Regions from separate parts of the Homo sapiens genome. Here region 2 is linked to region 1. Evidence: chromatin loops called from intact Hi-C (ENCODE). Cell type or tissue: HCT116. All regions are shown on one strand. Links, peaks and the distances in the headings refer to the core of each region. The heading gives the core; the rest is flanking DNA.

The links. Peaks named below come from ENCODE experiments on the same cell type or tissue, not always from the same donor. Only the 100,000 strongest peaks of a DNase experiment are listed, where the experiment ranks them.
Region 2: it touches region 1 in a loop (8-fold over the local background); 4 of 110 quality-filtered maps call a loop at or near these places.

Annotation. Positions count from the first base shown.
Region 1 is chrX:73,082,681-73,092,906 of GRCh38, forward strand. It overlaps LOC101928380 (a long non-coding RNA gene), which reads left to right. Exons shown (of 3, transcript XR_244514.3): 3 at 1,493-1,955. Among named protein-coding and RNA genes, the nearest start is that of PABPC1L2A, 8.3 kb to the left of the region's middle. In HCT116, for the core only: no CTCF peak of the experiment used is centred there; a DNase peak (open chromatin) is centred at 4,291.
Region 2 is chrX:74,010,244-74,020,469 of GRCh38, forward strand. The region is part of intron 3 of JPX (JPX transcript, XIST activator); the gene reads left to right. Among named protein-coding and RNA genes, the nearest start is that of JPX, 71 kb to the left of the region's middle. In HCT116, for the core only: a CTCF peak has its summit at 5,368 (motif pointing left); a DNase peak (open chromatin) is centred at 5,358.

The DNA of each region.
Region 1 (10,226 bases), core at 1,129-9,128:
GGGCAAAAATAAAGAGCCCTGTGGAGCCTCAATGGAGGGAGGGGAAGTTTCCTTTCCCGTGGGAGGAAGTGCTGTTGATTTTATTTATTCAGTGATTCAATGAATATTCCTGGAGGGTCTTCTATGTACCAAGTATTCTGCCGGCCAGACCGTCCCTGAACTCAGGGAGCTTATTTTCTAGTGGGGAGACAGACAATAGACAGATCAGGGAATATGAAAACAGTTAAAGGTTGCTATGAATGCTCTCGGGGACATAAACAAGATGATTTGGTACATATTGCCTAGAACCCCAGAAAAGTGGCAAAACGGGAGACATGAAGCTCAGGGAAGGCCTTTCTGAGGACAATGATAAGCCACCAGTCTTTCAAGGAACCAGGGGGGAAACCTGCCCAGCAGAGGGAAGGGCAATTCCCCTGGCCCTGTGGCAGAAAAGAGAGGGTGCTGGGGGTGGGGGTGGGGGCAGAAAGGATGCCAATGTTGCATGGAGCCCAGTGTGAGAGGGGATAGAGGAAGGAAAGGGAGGAAGGCGCAGTGGTGGGTGGTGCCATGATGAAGAGTCTGGTTCTTCTTCAGAGAGCTCAGGAGAGCCAGAGAAAGGATTGAAGCAGGTAGTAGCATAATCTAATGCCCATTCAGTGGTTTCTCTCTAGCTGCTCTGTGTGGGCAATATCACAAGTGGGCAGGGCACAAAGGAAAGCAGGGAGACCAGTTAGGAGGCTCTTGCAGTAGTCCAGTCCAGAGACAGCAGGGGCTTGGCCCAGACTGGAAGCATCAATGTGGAGACTAGTGTGTGGATTCACATGATATTTTGGAAGTGGAAGAGACAGCGCTTGTGAGTGGATTCGAGGCAATCTCAGAGGTCTATGTACGGTCATAGGAAAGACAGAGAGTGGGTGGGCATGGTAGATTTGGAGAAGGGAGAAAGACAGATGGGGGTGTGTGTCAAGAGCTCCTATTTGCACAGGTTTAGTTACTGAGGTCTGCTTGTCATCCATAGAGGCTGGAGAAACAGAATTGTTGAGACAACAGGACACAGTTAGGGTCTAAAGCCACAAAACTGAGTAGGATCACCTAGAGAGAGTATAGCCAGGAGAAGAAGGTGCAGGGCTACTCCCTGAGATACTCTGACACTTAGAAGTTGGGTGGGGAGCACAAGCCAGCAAAATAGATTCAGAAGGACTGGACAGTGAACAGGACTCCTCTCTAAGGCCTTGCATGTCCGAACATGTCCAAACTTCTCGCCAAGGCTTTTCATCACCAGCCTCAATATCCTCACTCAGACTCTGCTCTCAATGCTCCTAGCTGTACGTGCATGGGAGTTGGTTTAAAATGGGACAACAACGACTTTGTGTGCTTGGCTTTGGACTTCACTCTCTGATCATTTCTCAGTGGAGCTTTCAAAAGAGAGAGAGGTTCGGATGCAGAGAACTTCGAAGAGTGGGGTAGGCACTGCTCTGCTATTTCATGTGGCCCATCTCCTTTTTCCTTTCAGGAGGGAGAAATCAGAAGGAGTGGGGATGCAGTTCAGAGAGCAGAGGAGAAGAGAAGAAAAGAAGGAAGAAGGAAGAGGACTAGGGTTGGGTGGGGGGGGAGGACACCAATGGGAAGAGGGACAGATCAACTCTATACACAAAAGTAAATCAAAACACCAAAAACAGGGGTCTATGTAAAGAAGCCTCTTCCCGTGAATTGCTCGTTGCATAGCTGCAGGGAGGGTGTTTAGGGGCATAGAGAATGAAAACATACCTGTATTTTGGTGTAGGGAAATTGTTTCTGTCAATTCACACCGTCCACACACCACCTCCCACCCCAACCCCGCCACTACCAAATTCCTCTAAATAAAAATAATTATGAGATACAGGCCAACAAAAACGTCAGCGTTAGGCTGTTATTTAGAGAGAATTGGAAAGCGTTTGAATGTGGCCCTGTTGTTTAATAAACGATAACAATGATTACTAAGTTGTCCTGAGTCAATACAACAAATTTAGCAAATGGTCCTTTGGGTCCTTATAAAGTGAAGAGTTGACGGAGACAGATTTGTATATGGGGCAGGGATGGAATGGTAGTCAGTCCTGGAGAAATAAGAACCCCGGGAGGTGATGAAATATGTACAAGTATGTTTATCACAGAAACACTCATATTGGGCAAATCAGGGCACAAAGCAAGTATGCATCAGGTGAGGAGTGACTGATACATTGGCAGTGCAGCCATTCTGAGGATTATTATGCAACCATTAACAAGTATGAGTTATCTCTATATAAGCTGATTTAAGGGGATTTCCAGAATGTGCTATTACCAGGCGAGAAAAGCAGGTTTGTTGTCATTTTGGTGCAAACAAAAGGAGATGGGCCTTGGAGTCAGATTGACTAGTAGGCTGAATTTCAGAGCAAAACACTTAACCATTCTTGAGCCTCAGTGTGTGCTCAGAGTTTGAATTTCAGAAACCCTAATTAAGCATCTTACAAATTTCATTTGTGACAAGCAGTTTTGCCCCAGCTCTGCTTAGAAACCGAGCCAAAGGGCTGTATTGACTGATGGTTTTTGCATAGCATTCCAGATATTTTTCTCTCTGAGAACCAATTCACCTTCTAACACACGCTTGAAGCCTTAACTCATGCCCTTCTTTGTTATAATTTTAGGCAGTTCACAAAACTGATTTTATAACAATATACCTACAGATACACCCCAGGCCATGACTTAAGAGTTGTGCTTACTTTGGTCAAGGTACTTTACCCCCCTTTTTTCCATCTTAGCTTTGGAGTCCCCATCTGTACAAAGGGATATTTATAAGGATAACAAGTGATAATGTATGGTAAATGTTTTTCACAGTGCCTGGCATGCATTCAATGCCCAATACAAGAGACTCCTTATTAATCTTATTGCCCTCTGTCCTGGGGTTGTGCTTGTTCAGCTGGTTTTTGAAGGTCCAGTGTCTTGTCTTTCTGGTGCTCCAGGCAGCCTGGAATTTTCTCTCTAACCAGGAGCAAAGTGTCAGTACAGAGGGAGTCTGATCCTCTGGGTTCTCTGGCCTGAACTCGCTTAGCTCACACTCTCATTGAGCTTCTCTGTACTAGTCCCAACCATAGGACCTTTTAATGATCCAGTTATTTATTTTCTGGAGGCTCAGGGTCCGCACATTAATTAACACATGAAAGCATGGCATTTTCTGTACTCAAGGAAACCACCCAGAAGATTTAATAACACTATCTCAACAAAATGGGGTATTGAGACAGGAGAGAATTTTCTGTCAACTGCTATTCATCCTTTTGAGCAACATCTTGGGGGCCATTTGAGAGGTAATTTACTGTAAGGTAATACACTCCTTCAGCTTCTTTGCTGCAGGCTACTGAACACACTTTGATGTCTCCATGATGTCTCTGGAACAATATTACCAATATTCACCATTGTGATGTGATGCATGCATGGATTACTGAAGCGTGAGTTGGCTGATCTCCAGTATCATGAGCTGCTGATCAATTTTAGGTTTTCGCTTTGTTTAATAGATGTAAAACGAAATCTCCTTCAATGTGGTAAAATCTTGCTAATGTCAAGGTGATTAACCTTGGGACTTCCTCCCATACAGATCATCTTTTTAAAACTGTCTCCAAATAATAGTTCTTAATTAAAAATATATATGTATGCACATGGTAAATATAATAGTGATGATCAGAAAGTACAAAGGAGCTTATGATAAAAAACAAAGATTCAAGGTCCCATCACTTCCTACTCCCCAACTGTGCTTCCCAGAGTAGACCACTTTAACAATTTCTGTTTGCAGTGTTCTGACCATTACCTCCTTATATCTAAAGAAAATGCCTAATCTGCTAATTCAATAATTCATCAACTTCAGACATCATCAAGTGACCATCCTCTACCAGAGAGGAGGATTTAACTCACTCACACTATCTTCAATCTGCCCTGTCTTTCCTTCTGGCAATTTTTATACCTTTTGATCTTTAGTTCTTCTATTGGTGACTCCAGTGACTTTAAGTGATATGCTTAACTCTCAGTCTCTAGCGTACACCTTCGTCAGTTTCCCATAAAATAAGGATGTTAGCACCCCTCCCCTTCCCTTAGCCTCTCCTCCCTCTTTCTATATCCTCTTTTCCAAACAGACTGCTGCTCATTGACATCCACTTCTGAAAACTTAGTTGAATTATTTGGGCTTTGAAAAGCAACACAAGCCTTTTACCCTTTAATGAATCTCTAATAATGTTGTCCACAAGGGTCACATTTCTTCACACTTTAAGGTGGGCCACTAGAGGGCGGTTAATCCTGATGTAAATTAAATTAAAAAAAATTAATTAATGTAGACAGGAGGACTAAGTGCAGGAGATGTTTTGTATGACACAGAAACTATATTTAGTAACAATTTATTGTATACTTAAACATTGGTGAAAGTAGATTTTAAATATTTTCATCACAAAATGTATGTGAGATAATGAATGTTTTAATTTGATTTACTTTCCCAAATCTATACATATAACAAAATATCATATTGTGTATTACGTATTTATATAGTCAATTGTAACATCAGTTACTTTACTTTTTAAAATAAAATCAATTAATGTAACCCATCACTTCAACAGGCTAAAGAAGAAAAATCACATGACTATATCAGCGGATGAAGAAAAAGTGTTTGACAAAATCCAACTCTCATTCATGAGCAAAACCCCAAATAATCGAGACATACAGGATAACTTCCTCATCTTGGTAAATAATATCTTCAAAAGAAATACAGCTAACATGATAGTCAATGGTTGGAAATTTGAAGCTTTCTTTCTAAGAGCAGGAACAAAGTAAGAATGTCCCCTCTCACCATTGCTTTCTACATTTTACTGGAAGTCTTAGATAATTCTATAGGACAATAAAAATGTAAGTATACAGATTAAGAAGGAATACATGCAATTGTCTTCGTTCACAAATGACAAGATCTATGTTAAAAAATCCAAAAGAGTCAACAAAAAATACCTCCTGGAACTAATAAATGATTATAACAAGGTTTTAGAATAGAAGGTTAATGGCCGGGCGTTGTGGCTCACATCTGTAACCCTAGCACTTTGGGAGGCCGAGGCGGGCAGATTATCTGAGGTCAGGAGTTCAAGACCAGCCTGGTCAACAAGGTGAAACCCCGTCTCTACTAAAAATACAAAAAATTAGCCGGGTGCAGTGGCCCGCACCTGTAAAATCCTAGCTGCTTGGGAGGCTGAGGCAGGAGAATCGCTTGGACCTGGGAGGTATAGGTTGCAGTGAGCCAAGATCATGCCACTGTACTCCAGCCTGGGCAACAGAGTGAAACTTCTTTTCAGCAATATATATACAAGTTTAATATGAAAAGTGTCCGTTGTTTTCCTATATACAAGAAATGAAAAAGTAGAATTTTAATCTGCAGATCAATTTGGAGAGTAGTGGCATCTTAACATTATAAGTCTCCCAATCTATTAACATGTAATGTTGTTCCATTTATCTTCTTTAATGTCTTTCAGCAATGTTTGGTAGTTATCAGAGTATAGGTTTGGCATTTCTTTTGTTAAGTATATTGGTAAGTATTTTTTTCTGTGATGCTATTATAAATAGAATTGTTTTAATTTCCTTCTTGTATTGCTCGTTGCCATTATCAAAAAATAAAATTGGTGTTTGTGCATTAAAAAGGACAAAATACCATTTACGTTAGCGTCCTCAAAAATGAAATACATAGGTATAAATATAACAAAATATATACAAGACCTATATTAGGAAAGCTACAAAACTATGATGAAAGAAAGCAATGAATAACTAAATAAATGAATATGCTGTTTCTTTTATTTTATGTGTGTTGTTGAGTTGCCTCCCCTGTCTTACCTGACCAAGACGCCTGAACCTATCTTCTTTCTGGGTCTGGGCTCTCCTAGAGAGGATATATCTTGGTAGGAATAAATGACACAGATCAGACAAGAGCCACATGATGTCTACCAGTGAAAACAAGTTTTCTGTGAGAGGGACATCTGGTCATGGTTCAGACACTTAGGAATTAGGCCATTCACCAGGATAAAAGAAGCATCCTGTAAAAGATATACTGTAAACATTCATGACCAAATACCTTGAAGCCCTGACTGGAAGGGCTGGAGTTTTTAGCCATCCTCCTAAGGGAGATCTCAAGACCAAATTAAAAAGAGGAAAATAGAATGTCAAAGCTAGTTAAAGAACTCCACCAGAGAAAAAAGTAGACTACTACTACCTTATTACTATTGATTTTAAAATTCTCAACAAAATACTAGCAATCCAAATGCAACAATACATTAAAATAATTATACACCACGAACAAGTGGGATTTATCTAAGGAATGCCAGGATGGTTCAACATATGAAAATCAATCAATGTAGTACACTTTTTAATAGAATGAAGAAAAAATGGCACAACCTCATCTCAATACATGCAGAAAATGCATTTGACTTGACAAAAGCTAACCCTCTCCCACAATTAAAAAAACCACTCAGCTAAGTAGGAATAGCAGAAAAATTTCTGATCATGGTAAAGGGCATTTATGAAAAACCCTCAGCTAACATTATACTCAATAATGAAAACCTGGAAGCTGTTTCCTAACATCAGAAACAAGCATGCTCGCTGTCATCACTTCTATTCAACATTGTACTGGACGCTCCAGCCAGAGCAATTGGCCAAGAAAAAAAAAGGCACCCAACCTGAAACAGAAGAAGTAAAATTATGTCTCTTTGCTGATGACAGTATCCTACCTATAGAATATTCTACAAAATCCATGAAAAAATATTACAGCTAATTAAAAAATTCAGCAAATCACAAGACCAACATACAAAAATAAATTTGTATTTCTATATACTAGTAGTAAACAGTATCAAGATAAAATTAAGAAACAATTTCATTTACAATAGAATCAAGTGATAAAATACTTAACAATAAAGTTAACCAAGAATGTAGAAGTCTTGTACTCTGAAAACTAAAACATTGCTGAAAGAAATTTTAAAAAGTGTAAATGAATAGAAAACTTCCTATAGTTATGGATTGGAAGACTTACTGTTAAGATTTGGTAATACTCCAAAATTACAAATTCAATACAATCTCTATCAAAATACTGACTTTTTCAAAAATGAAAAAACTGATCCTAATATTCATATGGTTGCACAGCATTGTAAGTGAGCTAAGTGCCGCTGAATTGTCCACTTTAAAATGGTTAATTATGTTATGTGAATTTACCTAAATAAAGCAAAAGCAGACACAGAAAAAAAGCTACATTATGAACTCAATAAAAAAGATGAAAAATGACAGCAGACTTTTTTTTATCAGATACCATACAATCAACAATATGAAGACATGATAGAAACATCTCAATTTGTATGATTTCAATGATTTTAAATATATTAGGGCTCCTTTCATGATATAGCATGTGGTCTATCAAGGAGAATATTCTATATGCACTCAAGATAAACAAGCATTCTGTTGCTTTAGGGTGGAGTGTTGTTAGGTCTAGCCTGTGTACAGCATTGCTCAAGCCTTTTATGCATATTTCTTATTTTATTTTCTGACTAGTTGTTCTATACATTATTGAAATTGAAAGTGGTTATTGAAGTCTCCAACTTCTTCACTGAGCTGTTTATTTTCAATTCTCTCAGATTTTGCTTTGCGTATTTTTCAACTCTGTTGATATGTGCACATGCGTTTAGAATTATTATGTCTTCTTGATATATTGAGCCTTTTGTCTTTATAAAATACAGTTGACCCTTGAACAACATGGGTTTGAACTGCACTGGTATACTTATATGTAGATTTTCTTCCACTTCTGCCACATCGGAGACAAGACCAACTCCTCCTGTTCTTCCTACTCCTCAGACTACTCAACGTGAAGATGATAAGGATGAAGACATTTATGATGATGATCCATTTTTATCTAATGAATAGTAAATATATTTTCTATTCCTTATCTTTCTTAATAACATTTTGTTTTCTCTAGCTTACTTTACTGTAAGAATATAGTATATAATACATATAACATAAAAATACGTGTAAATTGACTTTATGTTATCAGTAAGGCTTCTGGTCAACAGTAGGCTATTAAAAGTTAAGTTTAGGGGAGTAAAAAGCTATACATGGATTTCTGACTGCCTGGTGAGTTAGTGCTTCTAACCCCTGTGTTGTTCAAAGATCAACTGTATATGTTTTTCTCTCTAGTAAAAAAATTTTATTCTTTTTTTTTCTTCCTCCTTTTCCTGGTATCTAGTAAAAAAAATTTATGTCTGTTTTGTCTGATACTATTACCACCACTCCCAGTCTCTTTTGGATACTACTTGCATGGTGTATCTTTTCTATTTTTTCACTTTTAACCATTTTTTCATTTATTGTAAGGTGTAGTTCTTATTGAGAGCATTTATATAGATCATTTATTTTTTATCCATCTGCTAATAGATGCTTTTAGTTGAAGTGTTTAATACATTTGTATATAACTACTTTTAAATTAGGGTTTGCATCTGAAACTTTTCAATTTGATTTCTATAGATTATCTATCTTTTCTCCCTTTATCCTTCTATAACAATCTTCTTATGTGTTCAGTAGGTATTTTAGTACACTAGTTTAAATCCCTTGCCATTTCTTTTACTACATTATTCGGAGTTAGTTCTTTAGAGGTTACTCTGTGATTACAATTAACATATTAACTTTAAAAATCTAGTGAGAATAATACCAACTTGAATAGCATACAATTTTCCCTTATGTAGCTTCATTTCTTTTACCTACTTTATGCTATTATTGTCATACAAACTATATTTTTATACATTATATGCCTGCCAACACCAATTTATATTCATTGCTTTTCCCAGTTTTTCTTTTTTATTATTATTACTATACTGTGTTTTAGAGATGGTTCTTGGCACACCCTCTGAAACATTTAGTGGTAAATGGGACATGATATCTGAAACTTATATTTTAAAAAAGCAATATATGTGTGCCTACAGAGAGAAAATGATAAAGCAAATGTGGAAAATGACTAACAGTTGGTGAATATGGGTGAAGAGCATACAATTTTGTACTAGTCTTGCAACTTGTCTATGTTTGAAATTATTTCTATTTTTATTTCACTAGTTTTTAGGGTACAGATGATTTTTGGTTACATGGATAAGTTCTTTAGTGGTGATTTCTGGGATTTTGGTGCACCCGTCACCTAAGCAGTGTACACTGTACCTAATATGCCATCTTCTATTGCTCATCCCTCTTCCACCATTCCCTGCTGAGTCACCAAAGTCCATTATATCATTCGTATGTCTTTGCATCCTCATAGCTTAGAGCCTAATTGAAATTGAGAACATACAATATTTGGTTTTCCATTCCTGAGTTACTTCACTTAAAATAATGGCCTCCAGCTCCATCCAAGTTGCTGCAAAGGACATTATTTCATCCATTTTATGGCTGAGTACTATTCCATGGTGTATATATACGTATACACACACACACACACACACACACACACACACACACATATATATATATATATAATGTGGTATATATATATACCACATTTTCTTTATACACTCATTGTTTGATGGGCCCATTGGTTGGTTCCATATTTTTGCAATTGTGTGGCTGTAAACATGCTTGTGCATGTCTTTTTCACATAATGACATCTTTTCCTTTGGGTAGATACCCAGTAGTAGGATGGCTGGATTGAATGGTAGTTCTACTGTTAGATCTTTAAGGAATCTTCATACAGTTTTCCATAATGGTTGTACTAGTTTACATTTCTACCAACAGTGTAAAAGTGTTCCCTATTCACCACATCCACACCAACATCTATTATTTTTTTACATTTTAATTATGGCCACTCTTGCAGGAGTGAGGCCATATCTTATTGAGGCTTTAATTTGCATTTCCTTGATAATTAGTGATGTTGAGCATTTTTTCATGTTTGTTGGCTGATTGTCTATCCTCTTTTGAGAATTGTCTATTCATGTCATTTGGCCACTTTTTGAAGGGATTTTTTTTTTCTTGCTGATTTGAGTACCTTGTAGATTCTGGATATTAGTCCTTTGTTGGATGCATAGTTTGTAAACATTTTCTCCCTCTCCGTAGGTTGTCTGTTTGCTGATTATTTCTTTGGCTGTGCAGAAGCTTTTCTGTTTAATTAGGTCCCACTTATTTATTTATTTTTGTTTTCGTTGAATTTGATTTTGGGTCTCAGCCACGAATTCTTTGCCTAAGCCAATGTCTAGAAGAGTTTTCCTGAT
Region 2 (10,226 bases), core at 850-8,849, 930 kb after region 1:
AAGGGAAGGACATCAAAGTTTAATGCTTTTACTTTTTCATAATAACCATAAATAGTATGAAAATACAAACTATATTCATGGAAAATGTTTTGTTTTTATTTTTTTTGAGACAGAATTTTGCTCTTGTTTCCCAGGCTGGAGTGCAATGGCACGATCTCAGCTCACCACAACCTCTGCCTCCCGGGTTCAAGTGATTCTCCTGCCTCAACCTCCCAAATAGATGGGATTACAGGCATGTGCCAGTACGCCCGCCTAATTTTTTTGTTATTTCTAGTAGAGATGAGGTTTCTCCATGTTGGTCAGGCTGGTCTCGAATTCCCGACCTCAGGTAATCTGCTCGCCTCTGCCTCCCAAAGTACTGGGATTATAGGTGTGAGCCACCATGCCCGGCCCTTTGTTTTCAAATCTCATATCCAACATTGGACTTATGGCTAGAATATTTACATAATTCTCAAAAGATAGTATTAAAAATCCAAAGCTTTAAATTAGAAAATGGGCAAAAGTCATGAAAGAACATTCCCCTGAGGATAGGGAAATGTCAATAAGGACATGATGGAAATTAATACTATGATGAGATATTACAGAAGATTTATTTTTCTTTGAGGCGGAGTCTGCCTCTGTCACCGAGGCTGGAGTGCAGTGGCATGATCTCAGCTCACTGCAACCTCCACCTCCCGGGTTCCAGCGATTCTCCTGCCTCAGCCTCCCAAGTAGCTGGGATTACAGGCGCCTGCCACCACGCCCAGCTAATTTTTTTTTTTTTTTTTTTTTTTGTATTTTTAGTAGAGACGGGGTTTCTCCATGTTGGCCAAGCTGGTCTCAAACTCCTGACCTCAGGTGACCCACCTGCCTCAGCCTCCCAAAGTGCTGGAATTAAGAGGTGTGAGCCACCACACCTGGCCTACAGCAGATTTATTTCAGTAGCTGAAATAGTTAAAACATAATGATTCCAAAGGCTGAGAAGCATGCAGAAAAAATTGAATCTTTATTGCTGATGGGAATATAAAACTGTATACCACATTGGAAAATAATTTGGCAATTTCTTTTAAAGCTAAACACACACATACAGTTAGTTAGGCTTAGCAATTGCTGTCATGGCCTATTTCATAGAAATGAAAATTTATGTGTAGACCAAACCTGCACTTGACTGTTCACAGAAATTTTATTTGTAATAGTCAGAACCTGGAAACAACTCACATGTTATTCACCAGGTAAACAGTTAAATAAGTCTGTTATTTCCGTATTGTGTAATACAACTCAAAAATTAAAAGGAATAAACTACTACTATACAAATAAGCCTTAGATGATTCTCAATTCTGAAGGAAAAACCCATTTCAAGTTGTAACATAATGCTTATTTTTATGTATCTTAATGTGATGAAGTTAAATAGTTTAGAGAACATTGTTCGTATTCATCTGTTAGGGATGGTAGAAGTTAGGGTTGTATGTGATTATAAGACTAGTGGAAGGGATACGTTTTTAATGATGGATGAGTTCTGCATTCTGATTCATGCAGTGGTTACAAAAATGTATACATGTGATAAAATGTCATGTAAATGTGCACATTTCACCAATGACAATGTGCTGGTTGTGATATTGTACAATGTTAATGGAAAATATCACCACTGGGGAAAATTGAGTGGTATGTGTAAACGGTACTATATTTGCAGCATTTTGTGAGTCTTTATTTTAACATAATATGTAAATATGTAAAGCAACTAGAAGAATGGTTTTAATACAGGAGAGTAACAGCTTATAAGCAAGAGAAAGAAAAATGATAAATAATGTGAACACTTACCAAAGGAAGGGTGGAACAGAGAAATAAAGGACAGGGAAAATTATCTGGGATGATTCCTAAATTCCAATATTTGGATGGAACTATACAGAATTTTAATATATCTGGAAAATAAACTGAAAATATTAACGGATCCACAGATATTGAAGACTTAACCTTTTTTATCTCATTATTCATTAAAACAAGTGAAATGTTATAGGGAATTCTTCAAATTGAAAGAAGCAGCTCATGCATAACACAAAAACATGAATGTATAAAACTGACTGGTAAAAGGTAAGTAACTCAAATTCACAGTACTGGTATACTGTAATGGTGGTGTACAAATAACGTATATCTTTATTGTTAAGGTTAATACACAAAACTTTTTTAATGAGATGGCTGTTGCTATGTTGCTCAGGCTGGTCTGAAACTTCTGGGCTCAAGCAATTTTCCCCCCTCAGCCTTCTGATTAGACGGTATTATGGGCACCTGCCATGATGTCCATCTACAAAACTATTAATAATTACAACAATTTGTTTAGCCATATGTGATATAAATATATGTAAGGTGTGACATCAAGAACATAATGGGTCACCAAAATCTCAGAGTAAAAACACTCTGGTTTTACTCACCCCCATAGAACCTCAGTAATATATCCAGCACCAATATTATCACAAGTTATATCCCAGAACTGAAATCCGAGGCTGAGACATTTCCTCAGACTACAGAGAAGTGAAAAACTTGGAGCAGATGATAAAAGGCTTCTTCTGTATTTATGAGACTCCTATGTGCCTGCCATCATGTGTGGAAAATTTTATCGACATTCACCAGTTCAACATGGGATAAATGTGAGATTTTGGCACACAGCTTCTTCACCATCTTGGCTTCTCTTGTTGAAAAGCTGTTAATAGCTTAAAACATGGGAAGTATTGTGTGTGCTTGTAGAAAGAAAATCCCATGATGGCAGTGAAAGACAATTGGGCCAGTTGAGATTCACAACTCCAGCCTGAAAATTTTCTTTACGTCAGACAACATAGATGCCAAGTCAGAGTGGCTGTTCAGCAGCACTATAATGTAGTAGGCAGAGTTCATAGTTCTTTGCACAAATGCCTATCCAACCTTCCTGCACAGCCAGAGGATTGACTTTGGGACCCCTATATGGGATGGGCAATGCTCCAAATGTTTGTGAGAGCTGAGTCAAATCTAAAACAGGCAGCACTCACGGATTAAGTAGTCTTGACAGGGAACTACAAATAATAATATCTAAGAAAATATACTCTAGGAAGACCAAAAAAAGCTAGACAGCTGAGACTGGAATAAATATATAATTAATTGTTCAATGTGAAACTGTAGGCATACGTCTACAAGAAACAGCAGCAAGCCAATAACCATGACTACCCTGAACAGAGAAAGCATGGAGCCAGTTGCCATCCCTAATGAGATGGTAATGTTTGAACTCTAGAATCAAGAATTCATAAATGCAATTTTAAGGAAATGTAGCAAAACCCAAGATAATGCAGAAAAGGAATCCAAGAATGTATTAGAAACTTGAAGAGATTGAAATAATACACCAAACAAATATTGCAAATGAGAAATAATTGTTTCAACTGAAATAATTATTAGAGGATGTCATTAGCAGAATGGATCAAGCATAAAAAAACAGTGATCTTAAAGATAGGGTATTGGAGAATCTGTAGAGATTAAAGAAATAGAAAAGGCCTAGAGAATAGCTACAGGATATAGAGAATAACGTCCAAACAGCAAATTAAATAATCATTGGTGTTCAAGTGGTAGTTTTGGAATAGCAAGGGCAGTAAAGCTTATTCAATGAAATAACAATACATTCCAAATGTAGAGGAAAGTACTTTTCAGGTACAACAACGTTAAAGACCAAATAGATTCAGTTTAATTAAGAATACCCCAAGGTGTGTGTGTGTGTATATATATATATATATATATATATATAATCATCTCAAAAACATACTACAAAGAGAAAGGACACTGAAAACAGCAAGAGAAAAGCAAATAACATTATATACTTCCAATTTGTTTGTTAACAGACTTCTGATCAGAAATTGTACATACCAGGAGGGAGTGAAGTGACATAAAGTGCTAAAGGAAAAAAGTTAACCAACAATACTGTACCCACAAAAGATTTCCTTGAAAGATTGAGAGATAACATCGTTTACAAAAAGAAAAGGAAACATGGTGAGAATTCATCACTAGACTCGTCATTCAAGAAATGCTAAGTTCTTTATCCTGAAGAAAATTATGCTAACGTCCAAAGAGAAAAAGTTTGACATTACAAAACTCAGTGGCCAATGCAAATACATAGGCAAATGCAGAATAAATTAATACGCTTGTTTTGTGTAAGCCTCTTATATCCATAATACGAGGAGTAAGATGCAAGTCTATGAAAAGTAACTATAGCAGCATCATAAAATATAGCCAATTTAAAAATAGACATGAGAAAGTCAAAATGTGGGGGAATTGAATTAAAGCATAAAATTGATTGGCTGTTTATATTCCTTATGATGAAAATTATTATCGGTTTAAAAATACTTTTATCTATGAGATACTACCAAAGAAAGTCACTTAACCACAATGGGAGAAGGAAGAAAGAAATAATTTGGAAAACGACAAAAAAGTACCAATCAAAATGTCAATAGTGATTTCTTACCTATCAATAATAATATTGATAGGTATTATCTAGGATCCCCCTAAAAAGAACAGAGAGTGGCTCAGTGGATATTTTAAAAAATCGGCTGGGTGTGGTGGCTTACGCCTGTAATCCCAGCACTTTGGGAGGCCTAGGTGGGCGGATCACCTGAGGTCAGGAGACTAGCCTGACCAATATGATGAAACCGCGTCTCTACTAAAAATAATACAAAAAAATTAGCCGGGCTTGGTGGCATGCGCATGTAATCTCAGCTACTCGGGAGGCTGAGACAGGAGAACAGCTTGAACCCGGGAGGCGGAGGTTGCAGTGAGCCAAGATCACGCCATTGCACTTCAGCCTGGGCAACGAGCGAAATTCTGTCTCAAAATAATAACAATAGTCAGTCCCAACTATATGCTGCATGTAAAAAATTAACTTACATATACACATTGACTAAAAGTGAAGGGATGCAAAAAGTTTTCAAATGGAAACCAATAAATAGCAGCTGTATTTGTATCAGATAACAGAAAATTTTCACTTAATATTTATTAGGTGAAAAGGTGTGAATAGAGACAAAAAAGTATTATGTAGTAAATACTTATGAAGGGTCAATTCAGGAAGAGGGTATAAAAATCGTAAATATGTATGCATCCTGCAGCAGAACACCAAAATATATAAAGCAAACTGTAAGCGACCTAAAGCGAGAGAAACTGCAATACAGTAATAGTAGGGGACTTTAGTAACCCTTCCTCAACTCTTGTCACCTGAGTACACAGAGGCTTATTCCAACTGGGGGAACGAAATAGAAGACAGTGGGATAATTTGCCTAGTAACCCAGGCAGTTCTACCCTGGTATTCCCCAAGTCCACCAGTGCTGTGTATGTGCCAGGCTTTAAGCCTGGCTGTGTTCCTGGTCCTAGGGCGCCCTCTAGTGATGAAATGGTTGCAGTGACCACATTCTTAGATAAAACAACACAATCACATTTAATTTTTGGGACGCCCTGTGAAGAAGGGCAGCTACGAAGTAGCAGACTACAAAGATTGGAATAAATACCTAACTCTTAAATGCCTGGACACTGGAGAACTTCCACAAGCATAAGACCATCCAGGAGACATGACATCTCCAAAAGGACTATGGGATCTAGTTTTGGAGCGATGTAGTTATGTTGCCTCTCATACAGGAAACTCAAAATAGCTAGGAACTATGATCTAAAATATACAAAGGAAGTAGCCACTGACCGACCCTAATGAGATGGTGATGTGTGTGATGTCAGGGTAAGAATTCAGGAGAAACGTTTTGGGAAAATAGCAAACACCATGATAATGCAGGAAAGCAATTCAGTAATTTATTAAATGTAACAAATACTGAAACAATAGATAACCAAACTGAAATACTGGAACTGAGAAATAATGACTGAATGGACAAATGCACCAGAAGGTCTCAACAGCAGCACTGATCCAGCAGAACAAGAATCAGTATTATTAAAGACAGGCTATATGAAAATGCACAGTGAGTGCAGAAAGAAGCAAAAAGAACAAAAAAGTATGAAGCATGCGTACAAGGTGAAGAAAATAATCTTGAAAGCACAAACCTCAGAGTTACCATTCTTAAAGAGGGAGAGTTTGGAGTTGAAAGTTTAGAGAAGTAGGCCGGGCATGGTGGCTCACGCCTGTAATCCCAGCGCTTTGGGAGGCCGAGGTGGGTGGATCACCTGAGGTCGGGAGTTCGAGACGAGCCTGCCCAACATGGTGAAACCCACGTCTCTACTAAAAATACAAAAGTTAGCTGGGCGTGGTGGCTCACGCCTGTAGTCCCAGCTACTTGGGAGGCTGAGGCACGAAAATTGCTTGAACCAGGGAGGCAGAGGTTGCAGTGAGCTATGTATGTGTATATCCAGATGTGATTACCCAGGTAGAAGACAGTAAAAAACAAAAACAAGCAGATTCAACCAAAATAAGGCTTTGCCAAGGAATGTAACAATCAAATGTTCAGAGGTAGAGAAAAATTTAAATGGTCCTAAAAGCTGCAAGAAAACAAGCAAATAATGTATAAATGAGCTCTGATACATCCGGTAGTGAAGAGTTTACAGGCTAGGAGGGAGTATGATGACATATTTAGTGCTGAAGGAAATAACCTGCCAAATCAGAATATCAAATTCAGCAAAATATTCTTCAAACTTGAAAAATAAATACTTTACCAGACACACAACAGCTGAGGAATTTTTGTCAACATCAGACTTGTCTTAAATGCTAGAAAGAGTAATTCAGTCTGAAAGGACATTAATGAGCAAAAAGAAAACATCCGAATGTTTACAACTCATAGAAAAAGGAGGTACATAAATATAGAATAATACTGTGATTGTGGTATGTAAACATATTTTTAGCAGGAAGAAGACTAAAAGGTAATTCTATTAAAATTATAACTACAAAAATATTAGAGATAGATAAACATAACAAAGATAAGATCATAGCATGTAGGGTGGAGATTAAGTGTGGAGTTCTTTGGTTTTCTCTTTGCTTGTCATTCCTTGTGACTACAGATACCTTGTCATTAATTTAAAATTATTGGTTATATGATGGTTTTTGCAAGCCGCATGACAACAACCATGCAAAAACCTCAGAAAATAAAAGCAAGGAATTAAAATATACTATCAGAAAAAAATTAGTTAATGGAATACAGGGAGGAAAGAAGAATGGACGAGAGGACCAACTAAGCAAAATTTGAAAGAATGGAAAAGGAGCAAACACTTTCAGTTTCATTCTACAAGGCCAGTGTTTCCCCGATAACTAAAGGAAAAGGTCTAAAAACCCCCAAACAACAATAAACCCCAGAAGACAAATATGTCTGATTCACACAGATGGAACAATCCAGAAGAAAATGCTAGTAAACTGTATTCAACAACACACTAAAAATATAATTCATACTTATCAAGGTGGATTAATCTTAGGAATGCATGGATTGTTCAAGCTATGCAAATCAATTAGTTTTATGTCGTATAACAAAGTCAACAACCATAATGTTGTAATGGATGTCCAAAAAGTATTTTATAAATTAAATATTTTATTAAAAATTATCTCAAAATTGGGTATAGAGTTAAGATATCTCAACAGACTGGCAGTTGAACTTACACTGTCCTTGTGAGCAAGGAAAACTGACAAGCATACTGCTAGATTTGGAAGACATTAAAAATGCCCATGTTCAGCACTTTAGTTCACCATGTTACTGGGAGTTCTAGTCAGAGCAAGTATAAAAGAGAAACAAATAAGGGCATTCATATTAGAAAGGGAGAATTATAAATATCCCAACAGATACAAATAAAATATATAGGAAGAAACTTAACCAATCAAGTAAAATGTATCTACAAGGAAAACTATGAGTCATTGATAGAAATTGAAGAGGACACTAGTAAATGAAAAGATACTGCATGTTCATTTAGCGGGAGAAGTTATATTGTTAAAAACCCATACTACATATAGCAATCTATAGTTTCAAAATGCCAGTGTTATTTTTTCACAGAAATAGGAACAAGACGAAGAATAGACACAGTAATCCTGAGCCAAAAGAACAAAGCTGGAGTCATCACATTACCTGACTTAAAATTATATGACAACGTAACACTAACCAAAACCGAATGTGACTTGCATACATATACATACACCAATGTAACATCTACAAACCAGAAATCCATGTATTGAAACTAAACTTGGCCTATCAGAGAGCTCCAACAGCCCAGGCTCCACAGGTTGAGTGAGTGCTGCCAGCACAAATGTATTTATAGGTGTTTGTAATCCCGCTCCTGCTGGGCCATCACTCGTGCAATCGTGTGCATGAACAACGGTAACCTCGCCCCTTGTTTGTTGTTACTGGTGCGAATGGGCACCAGCAACTCCACACCTACCATTCTGCCCCAAGTGCAAATGTGCACATGGGTGGCAGCAACTAGCCTCCTCTAGGGCCTCATATTTGCAGCCAGTGGCATGAGTTCTAGCATGGACGATGTTAAACCCTACTCTTCCAGTGTCCCTCCCCATCTGACACATGTACACTCTTCCATGCTGTTGAGGCTACTGGCACGAGCAAGTGAGCCTGGATCCCACTGCCACCAACCCAATGAAATAGTATGGCTACCACCCCCTATTTGAAAACTGTGGGCAGCGTAACAGGAACACATCCGCCCCTCCAGTTCGGCATGTTTCTAACCTTGAGGGACCAGAGAACACAGCGTCCTTTCTTGACCCTGCTTCCCCAGAGTTAGAGCATGCAGCCCAGGAATCCTGAGGTGAGCCTTGGCCCCCTAAAATCTTCCAGAAATGAAGCCAGTCAACTGAACCCACTTTACACCTCAATCAAAACCCAAGGGCATTGAAGAAGATTAAAGAAAAACATCATACAAAGCACAGCATCTTCAAAGATGGAAAGAATATTAGTCCACATACATGAGAAAGAAGTATTGCAAGAACTCTGGCAGTTTGAAAAGCCATAGTGTCTTCTAACTTCCAAAGGGCCACACTAGCTTTCTGGGAGAGGTTCTTAACCAGGCTGAGATGGGTTAAATGACACAGGGTAAAGAATATGGGTATGAATGAAGATCATTGAGATTCAGGAGAAAGTTGAAACCTAATCTAAGGAATTTAAGGAACACAATAAAACAATACAGATGTTGAAAACTGAAATGGCCATTTTAAAATCTGGTAGAGCTGAAAAGCACACTACATAATTACATAATGTAATTGGGAGTATTAACAGCATAGATGAAGCTAAGGAGAATCTCAGCTCTAAGACTATTTAGTTGAATTAGCTGTCAGACAAATATTTTAAAAAATTTAAAAACTAAACAAAATCTCTATGAAATATGGCATTCAAATCTATGAGTCACTGACATTCCTGAAAGAGGCAAAGAAAGCAAGCAACTTTTTAGTTTATTGTCCATCAGTTTTTCTGCAACCTTGCTAGAGAGGCCAAAATTCAAATTCAGGAAATTCTGAGAACACTGCAAAATACTGTCCCCCAGACAGTTATCAGATTGAAATGAAAGAAAATGTCCAAAACAACTATAGAGAAGGGCCGGGTAAACTACAAAGGGAAGCCCATCAGGCTAACGGCATACCTTTCAGCAGAATCCCTAGAAGCCAGAAGATATGGATACCTATATTCGGCGTTTTTAATATGAAGTGATTCCAACCAGTAATTTCATATTCAGCCAAATTAAGCTTTATAGGTGAAGGAGAAATAAGATCCTTTACAGGCAAGGAAGTGCCAAGGCATTTCATTACCACCAGACCTGCCTTACCAGAGGTCCTTAACTGAGTGCTCAATATGAAAAGGAATGACCATTATTGGCCACCAAAAAAACACATTTAAGTACACAGACCACTGACACTATAAACCAAATGCACAATTAACCAGCAACCAGCTAATAGTAATACAGAATCAAATATAAACATATCAGTGTTACGTTTGAAATTAAATAGACTACTGTCCTAATAAATGATAAAAAGAGGCAAGTTGGATAAAAAAGACCGAACTGTATGCTGTCTTCCTGAAACCCATTTCAGAAGTAATGGCACCCATTGACTCAAGGTAAAGGGATGGAGAAAATTCTACCAAGCAAACAGAAAAAAGGAGGAGGGACAGATTGCTATTCTAACTTCATAGAAAATAGACTTTAAAACAGCAATTGTCAATAAGGACAGAGAAAGATATAATCATGAAGAGTTCAACTCAACAAGAGCTAACTATATATGCACTGAACACAGGATCATGCGCGTTCATAAAAGAAGTTCCTACAGACCT